Regions from separate parts of the Homo sapiens genome. Here region 2 is linked to region 1. A link is an interaction called in ENCODE POLR2A ChIA-PET data of the cell type or tissue named here. Cell type or tissue: OCI-LY7. All regions are shown on one strand. Each heading gives the region's core, and the rest is flanking DNA. Links, peaks and the distances in the headings are about the cores only. Region 1 overlaps MIR3936HG (MIR3936 host gene). Region 2 has its middle 8.1 kb from the start of PDLIM4.

Evidence for each region. ChIA-PET counts read pairs that join two places held together with the same protein. Peaks named below come from ENCODE experiments on the same cell type or tissue, not always from the same donor. Only the 100,000 strongest peaks of a DNase experiment are listed, where the experiment ranks them.
Region 2: POLR2A ChIA-PET joins it to region 1 with 12 read pairs; 10 of 35 experiments call an interaction of 5 or more read pairs at or near these places.

Annotation. Positions count from the first base shown.
Region 1 is chr5:132,350,872-132,359,306 of GRCh38, reverse strand. All of the region lies in intron 4 of MIR3936HG (MIR3936 host gene), which reads left to right. Among named protein-coding and RNA genes, the nearest start is that of MIR3936, 11 kb to the left of the region's middle. RefSeq lists enhancers at 984-1,033, 3,986-4,598. In OCI-LY7, for the core only: no CTCF peak of the experiment used is centred there; a DNase peak (open chromatin) is centred at 1,176.
Region 2 is chr5:132,244,960-132,254,157 of GRCh38, reverse strand. No RefSeq gene overlaps it. Among named protein-coding and RNA genes, the nearest start is that of PDLIM4, 8.1 kb to the left of the region's middle. RefSeq lists enhancers at 2,165-2,664, 2,665-3,166. In OCI-LY7, for the core only: no CTCF peak of the experiment used is centred there; no DNase peak of the experiment used is centred there.

The DNA.
Region 1 (8,435 bases), core at 133-2,632:
TCAGCCCACTTGTTACTCTCTCAACCCATGTTTCCTTGCACCCATCAACAGCCCCCCTTCTTTCTTGTATCTTAAGTCAGCATCCTGGATTGAGAGTGAAGAGTAAAATGGTTTGACTTATTGTGAGCTTAGCCTTTGCAAGACTAGTAAACAAAAGGACTGGGGTAGTGGCAAGAGTATGAATGGGCTGGAGGGATCACAAGGTATAAACTGAAAGGGAAAGGAAATGATATCAGGTGAGAGCTGAAGAGTTGGGAGGAAAACAAAGGTCCTAGAGTGAGATGGAGCTGTTGTGACTGATGAGAGGCCCAGGGTGTGTCCTCAGCAGCAAGAGTGTGAAGTATAGGTGAAGGTCAAGTACTGCGAGGCTAAGGTGTAGCACTACTCATCTTCCTGAGCACAAAAGTCACCAGCACCTTGGGCTGGGTGTCAGAGAGCTCACAGAATGTGGATAACCAACCAGGCAGATGTTGGTAACAGCAACCAGGAGGGCACAGCACAAACCTGAGCAGGTCTTTTATGTATGTGAAGGTGAAGGAGTTATGATTTAGAAATGGCAGTGGGAAGCAAGGAGAATGCTGAGAGCCTGCTCAGCTCTTGTCTTCCAGGATCATGGATAGTGCAAAATGAGTAGCCTTCCTTTGAGAGACAGAGCCATGAGGCTAGTGGAGTGCTCAGAAAGAAGCCAGATCTCTATCAAGGAAAGGAGATGGAGAGAACAACCAGGGATGTACTTGAAAGAGGAGAGTTGCATGTCTACAATGGAATATGTGTTGCAGAGGACTCAGTCACAGAGAAGACAACTGCAGGAGGGTGAGCTGGAGGGCTCTGCAGGGGCAGGAGCACAGTAGGGCATTAGAATGGGAGTTTTAGATGAGAAGGATTACATTTGCAGTGCTGGAGGAAGATCATCTCAAGGTTCACAAAATCAAGCTTTAAACTTGTCTGTGTCAACAGACGGAGGCATTGGGTGATAGTTCAAATCCCCATAATTTTTTATAATCCTTTCAGCAGTCTGTTAAATATAACCTTGGTGATAAGCTAAGTTACCTCAGCATAGCAAGCTTGGCTTGGTCTAAATCAGGGTAGAGGTGATTGCTGCTCAAAGGAAGTGAGAGAGACACCCAGCTCTGGATTGGAGAACATGACTTTGACCTGGGTTTCAGCCTCCACAGGGCTAAGCCCCAGGGGAGCACTGGGCAAGTTGCTAAGGCCACAAGCAGGAGTTTATAACCAGGCTAGACTAAGCCCACTGATGCAAGAATTTTTTTTTTTTTTTTTTGAGACAGAGTCTCACTCTGTCACCCGGGCTAGAGTGCAGTGGTGTGATCTTGGCTCACTGCAACCTCCGCTTCCCTGGTTCAAGTGATTCTCCTGCCTCAGCCTCTCAAGTAGCTGGGATTACAGGCACCCGCTACCATGCCTGGCTAAATTTTGTATTTTTTTAGTAGAGACAGGGTTTCACCGTGTTGGCCAGGATGGTCTTGAGCTCCTGACCTCAAGTGATCCACCTGCCTTGGCCTCCCAAAGGGCTGGGATTACTGGCTTGAGCCACCATGCCCAGCCTGATGCATGAATTTGCATTCTTCATGCTCTTCATCTATGCTTCTGAAGACCTGGCACTTAGTCAACACTCAGTAAGTTTTTATTTTTTAACTGCTTTATGATTATAAAAGTAATATATGAAGCATTTGTAAAGTATGGAAATCTGGAAAAAATAAAACAGAAGTCATCTATAATCTGACCATCCAAACATACCTACTGTTAATACCTTAGTCTACGTTCTTTCTTTTTTTCCTTTTTTTGAGATGGAGTCTTGCTGTGTTGCCCAGGCTGGAGTACAATGGCATGATTTCGGCTCACTGCAACCTCTGCCTCCCAGGTTCAAGCAGTTCTCCTGCCTCAGCCTCCCAAGTAGCTGGGCTTACAGGCATCCACCACCATGCCCTGGTAATTTTTGTATTTTTAGTAGAGATGGGGTTTCGCCATGTTGGCCAGGCTGGTCTCAAACTCCTGACCTCATGTGATCTGCCCGCCTCAGCCTTCCAAAGTGCTAGGATTACAGGTGTGAGCCAATGCGCCTGGCCTTTTTTTTTTTTTAAGACAGTTTTGCTCTTTTTGCCCAGGCTGTAGTGCAGTGGTGTGATCTTGGCTCACTGCAACCAGGTTCAAGTGATTTTCCTGCCTCAGCCTTCTGAGTAGCTGGGACTACAGACGCCACCATGCCCAGCTAATTTTTTTGTATTTTTAGTAGAGATGGGGGTTTCACCATATTGGCCAGGTTGGTCTCCAACTCCTGACTTTGGGTGATCCGCCCACGTTGGCCTCCCAAAGTGTTGGGATTACAGGCATGAACCACTGTGCCCAGCTGAGCCTACTTTCTTCTGGTCTTTTTCTCATGCCTCCCCACCACCACCCCAGCCCCCCGCCATTACATACGTATATATGTTTATTTTTTTTTTAAAGAGATGAAGTCTTGCTCTGTTGCCCAGGCTGGTAGGCTGATCTCAAACTCCTGGCTTCAGGTGATCCTCCTGTGTTGGCCTCCCAAAGTGCTGTTGTTACAGGCATAAGCCATCACACCTGGCTATTTTTCACGCTTTAAAAACTCACTTTATTCATTCATTTATTCACTCATTCTTTGATTAACACTCATATACTGGTTTTATTTTATTATTTTATATTTTTAGCTACAGGGTCTCACTCTGTGCCCGAGGCTGGAGTGCAGTGGCATGATCATGACTCTGCAACCCCGAACTCCTGGGCTCAAGGGATCCTCCCAACTCAGCCTCCCAAGAAGTTAGGATTACAGGCACATGCTACCACACCCTGCTAATTTTTTTAAATTAATTTTTTTCTTCCTTTTTTTTTTTTTTTTTTTTTTGTAGAACCAGTGTGTGTTAGGCCATTCTTGCATTACTATAAAGAAATACCTGAGACTGGGTAATTTATTAAGAAAAGAGGTTTAATTGACTCACGATTTCACAGGCTGTATAGGAAGTGTGGCACTAGGCATCTGCTCAGCTTCTAGGGAGGCCTCAGGGAGCTTTTACTCACAGTGGAAGGTGAAGGGGGAGCAGGTGTGTCACATGGTAAAGACAGGAGCAAGGTGGGGGGAGGTGCCACACCCTTAAACAACCAGATTTCTCAAGAACTCACTTATTATGGTGGGGACAGCTCCAAGCCATGAGGGATCTGCCCCCATGACCAAAACACCTCCCAGCAGGCCCCACCTCCAACATTAGAGATTACATTTCCACATGCGATTTGGACAGGGATAAATATCCAGACTATGTCATTTTGCCCCTGGCCCTCCTAAATCTCATGTCCTTCTCAAGTTGCAAAATACAATCATGCCTTCCCAAGAGTTCCCCAAAGTCTTAACTCATTCCAATGTTAACTCCAAAGCCCAAAATTCAAAGTCTCATCTGAGACAAGGCAAGTCTCTTCCACCTATGAGCCTATAAAATCAAAAACAAGCTATATACTTCCAAGTTACAATGGGTGTATAGGCATTGGGTAAACATGCCCATTCCAAAAGAGAAATTGGCCAAAAGAAAGGGGCTACAAGCTCCATGCAAATTCAAAACCCAGCAGGGCAATTATTAAATTGTAAAGCTCCAAAGTAATCTTCTTTGACTCCGTGTCCCATATCCAGGGCTCACTGGTGCAAGAAGTGGGCTCGCAAGGCCTTGGGAAGCTTCGCCCCTGTAGTTTGCATAGTACAGCCTCCACAGCTGCTCTTATGGGCTAGAGTTGAGTGCCTGTGGCTTTTCCAGGCACAGGGTGCAAGCTGCCAGTGGATCTACCATTCTCAGGTCTGGAGGGTGGTGACCCCTTTCTCACAGCTCCACCAGGCAGTTCCCCAGTGGAGACTGTGTGGGGCCTTCAACCCCACATTTCCCCTCCAAACTGCCCTAGTAGGGGTTCTCTGTGAGGGTTCCACCCCTACAGCAGGCTTCTGCCTGGGTACCCTGGCTTTCTTGTACATCCTCTGAAATCTAGGTAGAGGCTGCCAAGCCTCCTTCACTCTTACAGTCTGCATGCCTGCATGCTTAACACCACATGGAAGCTGCCAAAGCATATGGCTTTTGCTCTTTGGAGCAGCAGCCTGAGCTGTACCTGAGGCCCCTTGAGCCACAGCTGGAGCTGGAACAGCCTGGATGTAGGGAGCACTGTCCTAAGGAGGCTGTGCAGAGCCATGGGGTCCTAGGCCTAGCCCATGAAATGATTCTTCCTCCTAGGTCTCTGGGCCTGTGCCTGTGATGGCAAGGGCTGCCCCTGAGATCTCTGAAATGCCTTCAAGGCCTTTTTCCCATTGTCTTAGCTATTAGTACCTGGCTCTCTTTTAGTTATTCAAATTTCTCTAGCAAGTGGTTGCTCCACAGCCTGCTTGAATTCCTCTACTGAAAATGCTTCTGCTTTCTCTATCACATGGCCAGGCTGCAAATTTTCTAAAGTTTTACACTCTGCTTCCCCTTTAAATATAACTTCTAACTTTAAGTCATTTTTTTTGCTCTCACATCTGAGTTAAGCTGTTAGATGCAGCCATGTAACTTCTTGAACACTTTGCTGCTTAGAAATTTCCTCTGCCAGATACCCTAGTTGTCACTCTGAAGTTCAAACTTCCACAGATCCTTACAGCATGAACAAAGTGCAGCCAAGTTCTTTGCTAGGCCATAATGAGGGTGGCCTTTGCTCCATTTCTAGGTTCCTCATTTCCATCTGAGACCTCATCAGCCACGCCTTCACTTTCCATATCACCATCAGCATTCTGGTTACAACCATTTGACCAGCCAAGTACTATTCTAACTTCTGAGAATACAGAAGTGCTCCTCATGGAACTTACAGTCTAGTGGAGGAAGAAGGACAATAAATGCAACAAAGAAGTAAATTAGTCAGGATGTCAGAGAGTGATAAGTCCCATGGAGAAAAATGAAGCAGGAGAAAAATGAAGCAGGGATGCATAAAGTTAGTTCAGAGAGAGAACAGGATACAATTTTAAATAGTGTGGTCAGATAAGGGTTTATTAAGGAGGTGGCATTTGGGCCAAGACACTAAGGAAGTAAGAGAACAAGCTATGTAGATAGCTGGGAAGAGCATTCCTAGGAAGAGGGAACAAGTATCTAATAGAGAAGCATGTCTAGTATGTTCAAAGAATAGCAAAGCCTTGGTAGCCTTAATGAAGAAAGCAATGGAGAGAGTAATAAGAGATGATGTCAGCGAGCTAAAGGAGGGCATGAAGATTAGAGTAGGGCCCTATAAACTGGATGACCACTGTCAAATGAAATTAAGGCTGTTGAGGCAGAAATGATTTGATAAAAGTTTATTGGAAGCCAAATGTGAGGATGAACCCAGGAAAACACACCAACAAAGTTGAGAGTGTTCTGGAGTCTGTTACAAGTTGGAAAGTTAGAAGACAGGAGGGGGACTCTTCATACAGGAGTTGTCCTTTTTCACTGGAGGGTACAATACAAAGGTTACAATAATTGGCTACAGATTGCAACATGCAGACTAACATGTCTACATGCAAGACAATCAGTAAAATGTTATGACTCAGAAATAAATCAGTGTCCTTTTCAGTGTCAGTAGGTGGTGCATTGATCAGTACATCAACAATTTGAGGAACTTCTAAGATTCCTTACTCAGGACAAGGTATCGCCATGAATCACAAGACCTTCCCAAGATGGGTTAATTTGGAAGCTGTTTACTTTTAAAGTAAACTGTCAAATGTGACCTGTAGGTTATTGCCATATATAATTTGTCATCCAAATTAGGAGACTTCTAGAATGAAAGTTGGAGGTGAGGGTTATTAATCATTAACACTAGGGCTGGTTGCCGTGGCTCACGCTTGTAATCCCAGTACTTTGGGAGGCTGAGGCAGGCAGATCACGAGGTCAGGGGATTGAGACCATCCTGGCCAACATGGTGAAACCCCGTTCTCTACTAAAAAATACAAAAAAAAAAAAAATTTAGCTGGGCATGGTGGCACATGCCTGTAATCCCAGCTACTCAGAAGGCTGAGGCAGGAGAATTGCTTGAACCAGGGAGTCGGAGGTTGCAGTGAGCTGAGATCATGCCACTGCACTCCAGCCTGGCAACAGAGCGAGACTCCGTCTCAAAAAAAAAAAAAAAAAAAGTTAACACTAGTTCAGTGGAGAGAAGCCAGGACTGTGCTGGACAAACTCTGACGTGTAATCATTCTACTTATAGACCATTGTAAGGACTTGGGCTTTCAAAAAATCTGACTGAGATGGGAAGCGATTGGAAGGTTTTGAGCAGAAAAGTAACATGATGTGATTGAGATATCCCTGACTACTATGCTGAGAGTAGATTGAAGGGGCGTAGGAGCAGCCTTAATGAAGAAGGATTGGCTGGGGGCTAACAGAATGCAGGGAAGAAACTGGATTCTGCATATGTTGAAATTATGGCAAAAGATTTTATTGACAGATTGGATGTGGAGTACAAGAGGAAGAGCAGCCAGGAAAATAAAGTTTCCATTTACTGAGTTGGGGAGGACTTCAGGAAGAGCAGATTTGGGATGAAATTAGGAGCACATGTTAAATTTGACATGTTATGTTTGAGACACCTATTATATATCCAAGTGAGGATATCAAGTGGGCAGTTATTATGTGAGCCTGGAGTTCACTCTCTCTATGTGTTGGTGGTCATCAGTGCAGAGATGATATTTAAATCATGAGACTGGATTTTTTAAAAAGGAAGAGGACTGAAGACTAAGTTCTGGGCACTCCAATTTTGGGCAGTAGCGGAGATGAAGAAAAACCAGCACACTAGATGGTAAAGGAGCAGCCAACAAGGTAAGAGGAAAACCAAGCAAGTGTCATTTTTGTTGATTTTTTTGATACAGAGTCTCACTCTGTCACTCAGGCTGGAGTGCAATGACACAATCTCGGCTCACTATAACCTCTGCCTTCTGGGTCCAAGTGTTTTTCTTGCCTCAGCTTCCCAAGTAGCTGGGACTGCAGGTGTGTGCCACCACGCCTGGCGCAAGTGTCATGTAGAAAGCAGTTCAAGGATGAAAGAGAAATGAGTTTGTCAAATGCCTTGAGAGGTCAGGTAAGATGATGACTGTGAATTGACTATTGAATTCAGAAACATGCAGGTCACTGCGGACCTTGATAGAGGTGCTCTGGTGAAAGGTGAGGGCTAAAGCTTAATTGTAGTGGGGCCAAGTGAAAATTGGAAGAACAAAGTTGAAAGTAGCAAGTAGATATAGCAATCTTCCAAGGAGTTTCACTGCTAAGGGACAGGGAGAAATGGGGCAGGAGCTGACAGCAGAAACTGGGTCAAGAGAGAGCTTTTACAGCCTCTTTGCATACTGAATGGGAAAGATCCAGTAGAGAGGGAAAAGATTTATGATGGGGGAGTCAGGAGAATTGCTAGAGCAACATGTGCTCCTAATTTCATCCCAAATCTGCTCTTCCTGAAGTCCTCCCCAACTCAGTAAATGGAAACTTTATTTTCCTGGCTGCTCTTCCTCTCGTACTCCACATCCAATCTGTCAATAAAGTCTTTTGCCATAATTTCAACATATGTAGAATCCAGTTTCTTGCCTGTATTCTGTTAGCCCCCAGCCAATCCTTCTTCATTAAGGCTGCTCCTACGCCCCTTCAATCTACTCTCAGCATAGTAGTCAGGGCTATCTCAATTACATCATGTTACTTTTCTGCTGTTGGTAAGGGAGTAGGGGGTGGGGGAGGGGTAAGAAGTATATAAGGCTGGGGCCGGGCACAGTGGCTCACACCTATAATCCCAGCACTTTGGGAGGCTGAGGCAGGCCAATCACTTGAGCCCAGGAGTTCAGTACTAGCCTAGCCAACATGGCAAAACCCTGTCTCTACTAAAAATACAAAAATTAGCTGGGTATGGTGGTGCATGCCTGTAATCCTAGCTACTTCGGAGGCTGAGGCATGAGAATCGTTTGAACCTGGGAGGCAGAGGTTGCAGTGAGCCACTGCACTCCAGCGGGGAGGAGAGACCATTCAGGAGAAACGGGAGAAAAGACAGAGGGTGTGGGTACAGATGGAGTTAGGCTGGTGGATTATGCTGCTTGTAGAGGTTCTCTCCATTGCTTCTATTTTCTAGGTGAAATAGGAAGCCAAGGCACAGCTGAGGGTGATCATGGGGGAGGAGGTGATGGAGTTCTGAAGAGAAAGAAGGTCTTCCAGGATAGAGAATGAACCAGGGCAATTAGGATCCTCTTGAAGTCACTGATGGTCAGTTTAAAGTGAAACCAGTCAGATGGAATATATTTTCCATCTACATTTGGCTATGCAGGTGCTAGCAAGAAGTAGGAGGGAGGTTAGATTTAACCAGCTTTATAGTTTCCCACAAAAGCAAGGCAGATAAGAAAGGGGCAAGGAAGATGATTATGATGATTAAGCATGGAATTTAAGCTGGCCAAGAAGGGGTGT
Region 2 (9,198 bases), core at 3,964-6,463, 110 kb after region 1:
GGGCAGCGTGGGTCTCCTGCAGGGCTAGAACTGCGCCTTAGAGTGACAGGGAGTTAAGGCAGGCCCACTGTAGGCAGGGGTCAAGGGCTCTGCAAGGGGTAGAGGCAGCCACAGGCATGGGCACCAGGCAACATCCAAAAGGAAGGTCTGAGACAGTACAGCCTGTGAGGTGGGCTGGGGGCTGATGCCCAGCATATCCTGGAAGGACAGGACTCAGTCAGGAGGCAACAAAACTGGTCCTGGAGCCGTGGTTGGTTCAGCAGAACACACAGGGGAGGGCGTGCCTGTGGCAAAGGGCGTTTCCCAGCTCTAGTTTTGTGCCATTCAATCCCTCAACAAACACTTATTGAGTGCCTGCTCTATGTCCAGCCCAGACCTGGTCAACTAACCTTGGAGTGTGGTGGGGATTCTCCAAGCTGCCACACCTCTCTAGGGGCTGAGATGCTGGAGGCTCCAGAGGGGGTCAGTCTCTGAGGATCCAAACAGGGACAAAGCTGGCTCTGCCAACTGGGACCCAGTTACTGGCCCTGAGCCAGATTCCAGGGCGGACACAAGAGCAGAACCAACTCTCTTCAGGAAACTGAGCCTGGGGGAGGTGTGTGACCACCACACGCTCACACAGTTTCAAGTGGTAGGTCTGGGGTTTTAGACCCTGTGTTGGTGCCTTTGTGCCATGTGCCTTGCCCCAGGGACAGATGTGTCTCAGCTGGACCTGCAGTCCCCATCAGCACCCCTGTCAGACCTGCTCTTTCTCTGTTTTCACAGAGAAAACCAGTCTGCTCTGGGACCCAACAAAGGGGTTGCCAGGCAGCAGGGCGGGGACAGGTTTACCTAGCTGGGCCCAGAGAGGCCCTGGCCCTGAGGCCTGGGTGTAGAAAGGTGTTGGGAGGAGTGGCATCTCACACGGTGGGGGTGGGGGGGGTGGGAGGGGGAAGGCAGCTGACAGGTGGGAGAGCCAGAGGTGGCTCAGCGCAGCCCCAGCAGGGAAGTGACAGAACAGGCTGTTTGTGGTGGCAGCGAGGCCCATGTGATGGAGCCTTGTGCAACTGGGGCCTCAGGAAGGCAGCTTGCAAAAGCATCACAGCCTCACCTCTGCCTCAAGGAGACCCCCATCCTTTCACCCCTCCCACTTCTCATTCAGGCCAGAGGATTCGGGCAGCCTGCCGGCCATCCCTTAGTCTCCCCCAGCATCAGATGTCCCAAGTCTACCTGTAGTCCATAAATAGAGGCCCAACCCAGGTGTCTTCAGGTTTCCAGTTTCTCCTGACAGCTGGAGCCTTCCCTTAGTCTTGCCTCTTGGTGTCTGTGAGGAGAAGGTGCCTCCATTTACAAATCAGCTCCTCCAGGCAGAGCAGCAGAGGGATTGCAGAGCAACTGTACCATGTGCTCATTCTACGCCCTGGACCTAGAATGTCTTGGCCGTGGCCTGACCATCACTGTGCCTGGACAAAAGCAGGGGTGTAAAAACCTTTCCTTCTCAGCCCGAGAGAGAGAGACGCTGCTATAAGGTGCAGGTAAGGCTTGAGCAAAAGTGCAGGGTTGACAAGAAGGAGACGGACATACATGCAGCCCAGAAATTCAGTTACTGGGGCTCTCCAGACATACTCTGTCACTCATCTGTCAGCTGGGGCCTGGACTCATGGCCCAGCTTTAGCCCTGCCCCAGCGCACACATCCACAGACACTCAAATTTAGCAGTGACCTGGCCAGGACTGTCTGGTCTCTGGCCTGAGGCCCCTCCTTCTCTTCTTGACCACTAGAACTGACATCCAGGGCTACTCAGAAGGCAGGAGAGGCCCATGCTACTTCCATATTTCTTCCTCCCATCCTTCTTTTTTTTTTTTTTAATAGCAGCTAGAACGAGCTTGGAGCACTTTCATATTTCTACGTTGCCAATAAAATAAAAAAGGAAGAAATGTGAAAATAGTGTTTCAAGAATTATGGCATTTGTTACTTCTGCTTTGTTTATTTATTCATCAGATATTTTTGAGAGCCTCCTATGTGTCAGGCACTGTTTTAGGCCTCAGTGTTAAACTATTAAGTTTTATTTATTTATTTACTTATTTATTTATTGTTATTATCTTTTAAAAAGAGACGGGGTCTCACTATGTTGTCCAGGCTGGTCTCAAACTCCTGGGCTCAAGCAATCCAACCACCTTGGCCTCCCAAAATGCTGGGATTACAGGCATGAGCCACTGTGCCAGGCCTTAAGTCTTTATAATACATATTTAAAATGGATAGCCTCATTTGGAAATAACTTCAAAGATTTAAATTCCAGTCTTCCTGGTTCTTCGTCTCAGGAGGGACCCCCATAACTCCTGATGCCCATGATTTTCTCACTGGTATAGATTAGACCTCTGTCTCTTGATCCTGAGGGGTCCTGGGGGCTGTGATTCAGATTGGCAGAGGTGGTGAAGCTCTCCTCAGGAGTCTGGCTAGCATAGGCCTGTCGCTAGCCTATCCTCCCTGCCCCATCCTTTCTATCTCTTACGATTGGCCCTCTCCCCTGCAGTGCCAGCTCCTTTAGTCACTGATTGGTCTTGGTGAAGTGCCCTGCCCCGTGGTGCCCAGCACTGCCCAGTGGTGACTGAGTCACAGGCTGGCGGGGACTGTTCAGGCTGACCTCACCTCCAGGCCTGGCCATAGGACGCCAGCTGTGGCCACTGGGTATGAGCCTGGCCGCCTGTGTTGCTGGGAGAGTCAGGCAGAGCCATGTCGCCGAGTCCAGTAGCTGCCAGCTGGCCGAGAGGTCTGGGAATCCAGGTGCAGGGGGCCATAGGGATTAAAGTCGGAAGAGCCAGATCCAGGCCTGTGAGGGTGAAGCTGGGCTGAGGTTGCTGGAGGCTCTTGAGAGAATGGATTGGAGCAGGGCCCATGAGTCAGCCTCATGTCCTGGGTGGCTATTTTCTTGGCTTCTAAGAAAATCAAAATTCTTTCTCACTTCCCCTCCCAAGACTAGGTCCATAGCTGTGTAGATTCAGGATCAGCAGTGTGGAGTTGGAGGCAGAGCTTTCATTGGGAGTGGGACTGAAATCCTCACACCCTGCATCTCTCATACCCACCCGCAATGGTAAGAGCATTCACAGGACTTGAGCTTCCAGCAAGAGGATGCCTGATCAAATTGTTTGCCCCCTGTGAAATCACCATATTAATGGGAAGATAGGCTTGCTTAGGAACAACGGAGTCTGTGCCTCTCCTGCAGGAGAAACCAGGAGCTCTAAGAGAATGTATAATGAGAACTTCTATGTGTGGAGAGTTAAACAAGAAGCTGTCTCATCCCAGGGAAGATGAAGAGAAAATGGCGGATCTGGGCTTGAAGTGCACACAGTGTTGGAAAAGGCCCCACCTAAGGCTCTAGGACCAGCAGTCCCTGAGAAGTAGCTGTGTGTAGGATTAAGACAAGCTGACTGCGGAGAGCTGTGACATTGGGCATTCAAGCATGAAGCATTGTTGGCCCAGAGAGGGTGCACAAGCATTCTCCCTCAGAGAACCATGGTGTTCCAGAGCCAGAGAGAGATGGAGAGCTTCCACAATCCTTGTGAAGATCTGTTATCCTAACACCAATATATCCCCTTTAAGAAAATGGTGGCCCCCTGTAAATTGTCAATATAGCAAATTGGCTCCCATAATATATTGAAACACTATTACCACCTTGGGGATTCTTTTTCAAATTACAAGCTTGATTTAATATAAAACGTAATGATTAATACATTAGATTAAAAGAAGAAAGGAATCTTGTAATTATCTCAAAAGGCATTGACAAAATTCATCAGCCATTCACACGATAAAAGTTAGAAAACCATGAAGAGAGGAAATGTTCTTAACATTTTAAAGAACAGATATAAAAAACCAAAAGCCAGCATTAGATTTAACAGTCTAGGAAGTTCTATTAATGGGAGAATCCAATGTCCTCTTCACTACTGTTGTTCAGTGTTGCTCTGGAAGTCCTAACCAGGACAATAGGGTGAAAAGAAGAAATAAGGGAGAAGTAAAGGAAGTAAGTAATAGAGTCAAAATGATCATTATTTGCAGATATTATGATTTTCCTTTCATAATATCCAAGAGAATCAATTGAAAAATGATTATGACCAGTAGGAGAATCCAGTAGGAGGGAGCAGAGTAGAATAAATTAATATATGTATATAGATTTTAATAGCTTTTAAGAGTGCTAAGTCACAACTGATTGGAAAATGTGATGAAAACAATTTACCATTCACGATAATGGTGAAACATTAAAAATATCTAGAAATGAATTTTGAGTACATCAAAAGCCTATAAACTTTTTTCTTTTTTATTTCCTTTTTCTTATCCTAGTGGTGGTGAGAACAAAGGGCCTATGAACTTTGATCTAGGATAGATTTAAAAGAAGACAAAAGGTATGCAGGCATATGTCATGTTTCTAGAAAAATCAATATTTTTAATTTATTAGTAAATTCAATGCAATTCCAAACAAAATTTGTTTGGGTGGGAGGAATTGACAAGATGATTCTAAGGATCAACTGAAAAGTAAGTATGAAAAAAACCCACAAATATTGGATTAAGAGACTAATAAAGTAAGATTTGCCCTATAAGTATCAAAGTATGCAATAGAGCTAAAATAATTAAGAATGTGATAGCAGCATAGGAAAAGACGAATATGTTAGTGGAACAAAAGAGAGTCCATAGCATGAGATAAAGAAAACATTTTAATTCAGGGAATAAAAGGTAGTTTACTCAATAACTCATGTTGGGGCCATTTACTATTATGCATAAAAAATAAGGCTATAATTCTATATGCTATATAATTTCCCACATTATAAAGTAAATCCCAAATGGATTCATGATCTATATATTTTAATTTTCCCAATGTGAATGCTTTTATAAACTACTCATATGCTTTACCAGAAATGACTGGTAAAAAAATATATAGATTAATATTTTTATAATCATGGTGCTACGGTTTGAATGTGTCCCCCAGAGTTCATGTGTTGGAAACTTAATCTACAATGCAACAGTGTTGAGAGGTGGGCTCTTACGAGGTGATAAGGTCATGAGGGCTCTGCCCCCAATGGATTAATGCCAACAGAGGTGGGTTTGTTATTGTGGGAATGTGTCCTTGTGAAGGAGGAGCTCGGTCCCCCTTTGTCTCTCTCACCCTCTAGCCTTCTGCCATGGAATAATGCAGCAAGAAGGCCCTTGAAAGATGCTGGCACCTTGATATTGGACTTCTCAGCTTCCAGAATTTTGAGAAATAAATTTCTTTTCTTTATAAATTACTCAGCTATTGGTATTCTGTTATAGTAACTTGAAGCAGACTAAGACTTGAGGTGAGAAACATCTCTTTCGTGAAGATAAATACTTGAAATATGTTTTCCTGTTACATATAGATTTCAAAAATCAGAGAAATATGCTGCAAACTGTTGGTAGTTTTTGTTTCTGGGGATGGTATTTTGGGACATTTACTTTTTCTGAGTTATATATTTGTACAGTGTTTTAATTTCATATAAATAAATTTTACTGTTTGTAATTAGAAAAATGAAGATAATAAAAAGGAAAATAAAGACAACAGAAGGACAAATACTGCTTCTTATGTAAGAACCTTACAATAATACACTTCCATTTACTTCTCCCTTCTTTTTTGCTAATGTTGTTGTGCGTTTACCTCTGTATTTGCTATAAACTCCATAATAAATACTCATTATTTTTGCTTTAAACAGTCAACTGTCTTTTAAGTAATTTAAAAAACAAGAAAACCTATTTTCTATTTACTTGTTAGGTTTACTGGTAGCACTTGTTCTTTTGTTTAGAGCTGAATTTCCAACAGGTATCAATGAGCCACCTCAGCAGAGAAATGGCTTATTTCCCTTCAGCCTTAAGAACTTCCTTTAGGCCATGTGCGGTGGCTCATGCCTGTAATTCTAGCACTTTGGGAAGCCGAGACAGACGGATTGCCTGAGCTCAGGAGTTCCAGACCAGCCTAGGCAACAACAGTGAAACCCTGTCTCTACTAAAATACAAAAAATTAGCCGGGCATGGTGGCGTGCGCCTGTAGCCCCAGCTACTCAGGTGGCTGGGGCAAGAGAATCGCTTGAACCCAGGAGGCAGAGGTTGCAGTGAGCTGAGATCGCACCACTGCACTCCAGCCTAGGAAACAGAGTGAGACTCCGTCTCTGGAAAAAAAAAAAAGAAAGAAAAAAAAGAACTTCCTTTAACATTTCCGGTAGTACAGACGGACTGGTGATGAATTCTGTCAGCATTTTTTTAAGATCCCGAAGTATTTTTATTTTTCATTCCCCACCCTGTCCCCCAACCTTTTTTTGTTTTTTTTTTTTTTTTTTTTGGAGACAGAGCCTTGCTCTATCCCCCAGGCTGGAGTGCAGTGGCACGATCTTGGCTCACTACAACCTCTGACTCCCGAGTTCAGGTGATTTTCATGCCTCAGCCTCCCTAGTAGCTGGGATTACAGACACCTGCCACCACGCCCAGCTAATTTTTGTATTTTTAGTAGAGACGGGGTTTTGTCATGTTGGCCAGACTTGTCTGGAACTCCTGACCTCAGCTGTTCCATCCGCCTCAGGCTCCCAAAGGGCTGAGATTACAGGTGTGAGCCACCGTGCCCAGCCTCTCATTCCTCTTTTAAAGATAACTTCTCTGGATATAGAATACTAGGTTGCTTTTTTTTCTCATAGATTATTTAATATTTAATATATAATTCCTATAATTTTATTGTTTTCTGTCTTGCATTACTCCTGCTAAGAAATAAATGGTGATTCTAATCGTTGTTTCCCTTATGTAATGTGCCTATATTCTTTTATCACTTCTAAGATGTTCTATTTGGTTTTAAGATTTTGACTATGATGTTCCTAGATGTAGTTCCCTTGTTTTTATCTTCTTTGGAGTTTTAAAACCCCAGCTTCTTGGGATGGTGTATTAATAATTTTTTAAATCAAATATAGAATTTCATTTACCATTTAAAAGAATTTTTTTTGCCCCAATCTCTTTCTCCCCTTTCCTTCTGGGACTCCAATTTTATGTATATATTAGATTACATGATACTGTTTCAAGGTCACTTTGTTGAGGCTGTGTTTGTATTTTTCAGTCCTTTTACTTTTAGATGTTTTCCATAGTCTTGACTTCAAGTTCATTGATCTTTTCATTTGTAGCATCCAGTCTACTCATAAGTTTATCTAGTACATTTTCCATTTTGTATATTGTATTTTTCAATTCTAGAATTTTCATTCAGCTCCTTTTTTATAGTTTTCATTTCTCTGCTGAGATAGCTCATCTGTTCATTTATTATCTCTATCTTGTAATTTAAACTTCTTTAACATATTTATAATAGCTATTTAAAGTCCTCATCTGCTAGTTCCAATATCTGTGTTACCTCTGGATCTATTTCTGTTGATTATTTTTTGTCCTGGTTATGAATCATATTTTCCTGCTTCTTCATATGTTTAGTAATGTTTGACTGTATATTAGGAATTGTGAATACTTCATTGTTAAGAGTTTGGATCATGTTTAAAGAGTGTTGAGTTTGTTTTATTAGATAGTAAATTCACTAGAGGCTCAATTTGAGCCTGAGGCTTGGTTTTAGGCTTTATTATGGCAGGTCTAAGATACTGCGTATTACAGGCACAGAGTAGCCCTATTCTTAAAGCGTGGACTTTCTTGGGTTTTCATTGAGTGCTCAGGGTGTTCAACAAAGTCTTTTCACCTTGTTGATCAGAACAGATCTCAGAATCATGAGCCCTCTAGAATCCCCACTTAGTTCTTAGACCCAGAGAAGTTTTTTTTGTGTGTTTTTTGTTTGTTTGTTTGTTTGGTTGTTGTTTTTAATCCACTAGGCCTTATGGAATCTTGCTCTGCATGTGAGGCTTAGACAAAGCCTCAGGAGCACCTCTGTATAGCTTTCCAGAGCTCCTTCTTTGTGTAGCTCCTTCTTCTTTGATACCTTATCCCACAAATTTCAGCCACCTCAGCGTCTGCTATCTATGATCTTTGTCTCCTTCACATGATGAGACCATTGTTCTCTCTCTCTCTCTCTCTTTGGAGACAGGGTCTCACTCTGTTGCCCAGGCTGGAATGCAGTGGCACGATTATGGCTCACTGCAGCCTCAACCTCCTGGCCTCAAGTGATCCTTCTGCCTAAGCCTCTGGAGTAACTGGTACTACAAGTGTGCACCACAATGCCTGGCTAATTTTTTAACTTTTGTAGAGACAGGGTATTGCTATGTTGCCCAAGCTGGTCTCAAACTCCTGGCCTCAAGGGATCCTCCCACCTCAGCCTCCCAAAGTGCTAGGATTACAGACATGAGCCACTGTGCCTGGTGCCATTGCTTTCTGGGCACCACTTCCTTATGCCATGGTTTGGAAAGTATCCTAGGCAAAGCACTTTCCCTTTTGTTTCCCTTCTCTCAAGGACAAAGGCTATTTGATGTTCAATGCCTATAATCACTGGCTATAAATATTTCGAGTTTTATGGTTGTTTACAGTGGGGAGGGAAGTTTATTACCAACTTATCAGTTATGGTTGGAACCTAAGGAAAGTTTGAAAACTAAAAGAAGAAAGAAAAGGAAAAGAAAATAGGGACCCTTAATTCAAGATGTGGATCTGATGTCATAAATGTCTAAGAGTCTGAGCTTCATCTCAAAGCAGCTGGGCCAGTTGAGCATACCCTGCTGTAGTTCTTTCTAACCTGGCATCAGAATTGGACTGAATAAAATGTACAGTTCTGGCCACTATAGCAGGTTGTGTCAGACTTATCCTTCTGCTGAAAACAACTATAAAAGTTGGACAAAATGTATAAAACAACTATTTGAAGGCATTTGAGAACAACCAATACAGCTAAGAATTGAGGAGTTGTGATCCTGGAGAAAAGGGAATAATGTGTAGTGAGTTCCACATTTACCTTTGCTTTTTCCCTAGGGGCATTTCACACATTGTTACTTGAGGGAATAGGGACCAAGCAGAAAGCATCAGTCTTACCAGACTGAGGATACAAAGGTCAGAGTTCAGGGCTGCCGAAGAAGATGGAAATTAAGAAGGAAAATTCCAGAAGGTAGGAAAGAAGAGAGAAGGAGCCCAATAATTGCATGCAAATTCCTCCAACTTTATTGGCTTTTTTTTGAGACAGGGTCTTGCTTTGTTGCCCAGGCTGGAGTGTAGTGGTGTGATCTTGGCTCACTGCAGCCTCCCTCAACCTCCTGGATTCAAGCCATCC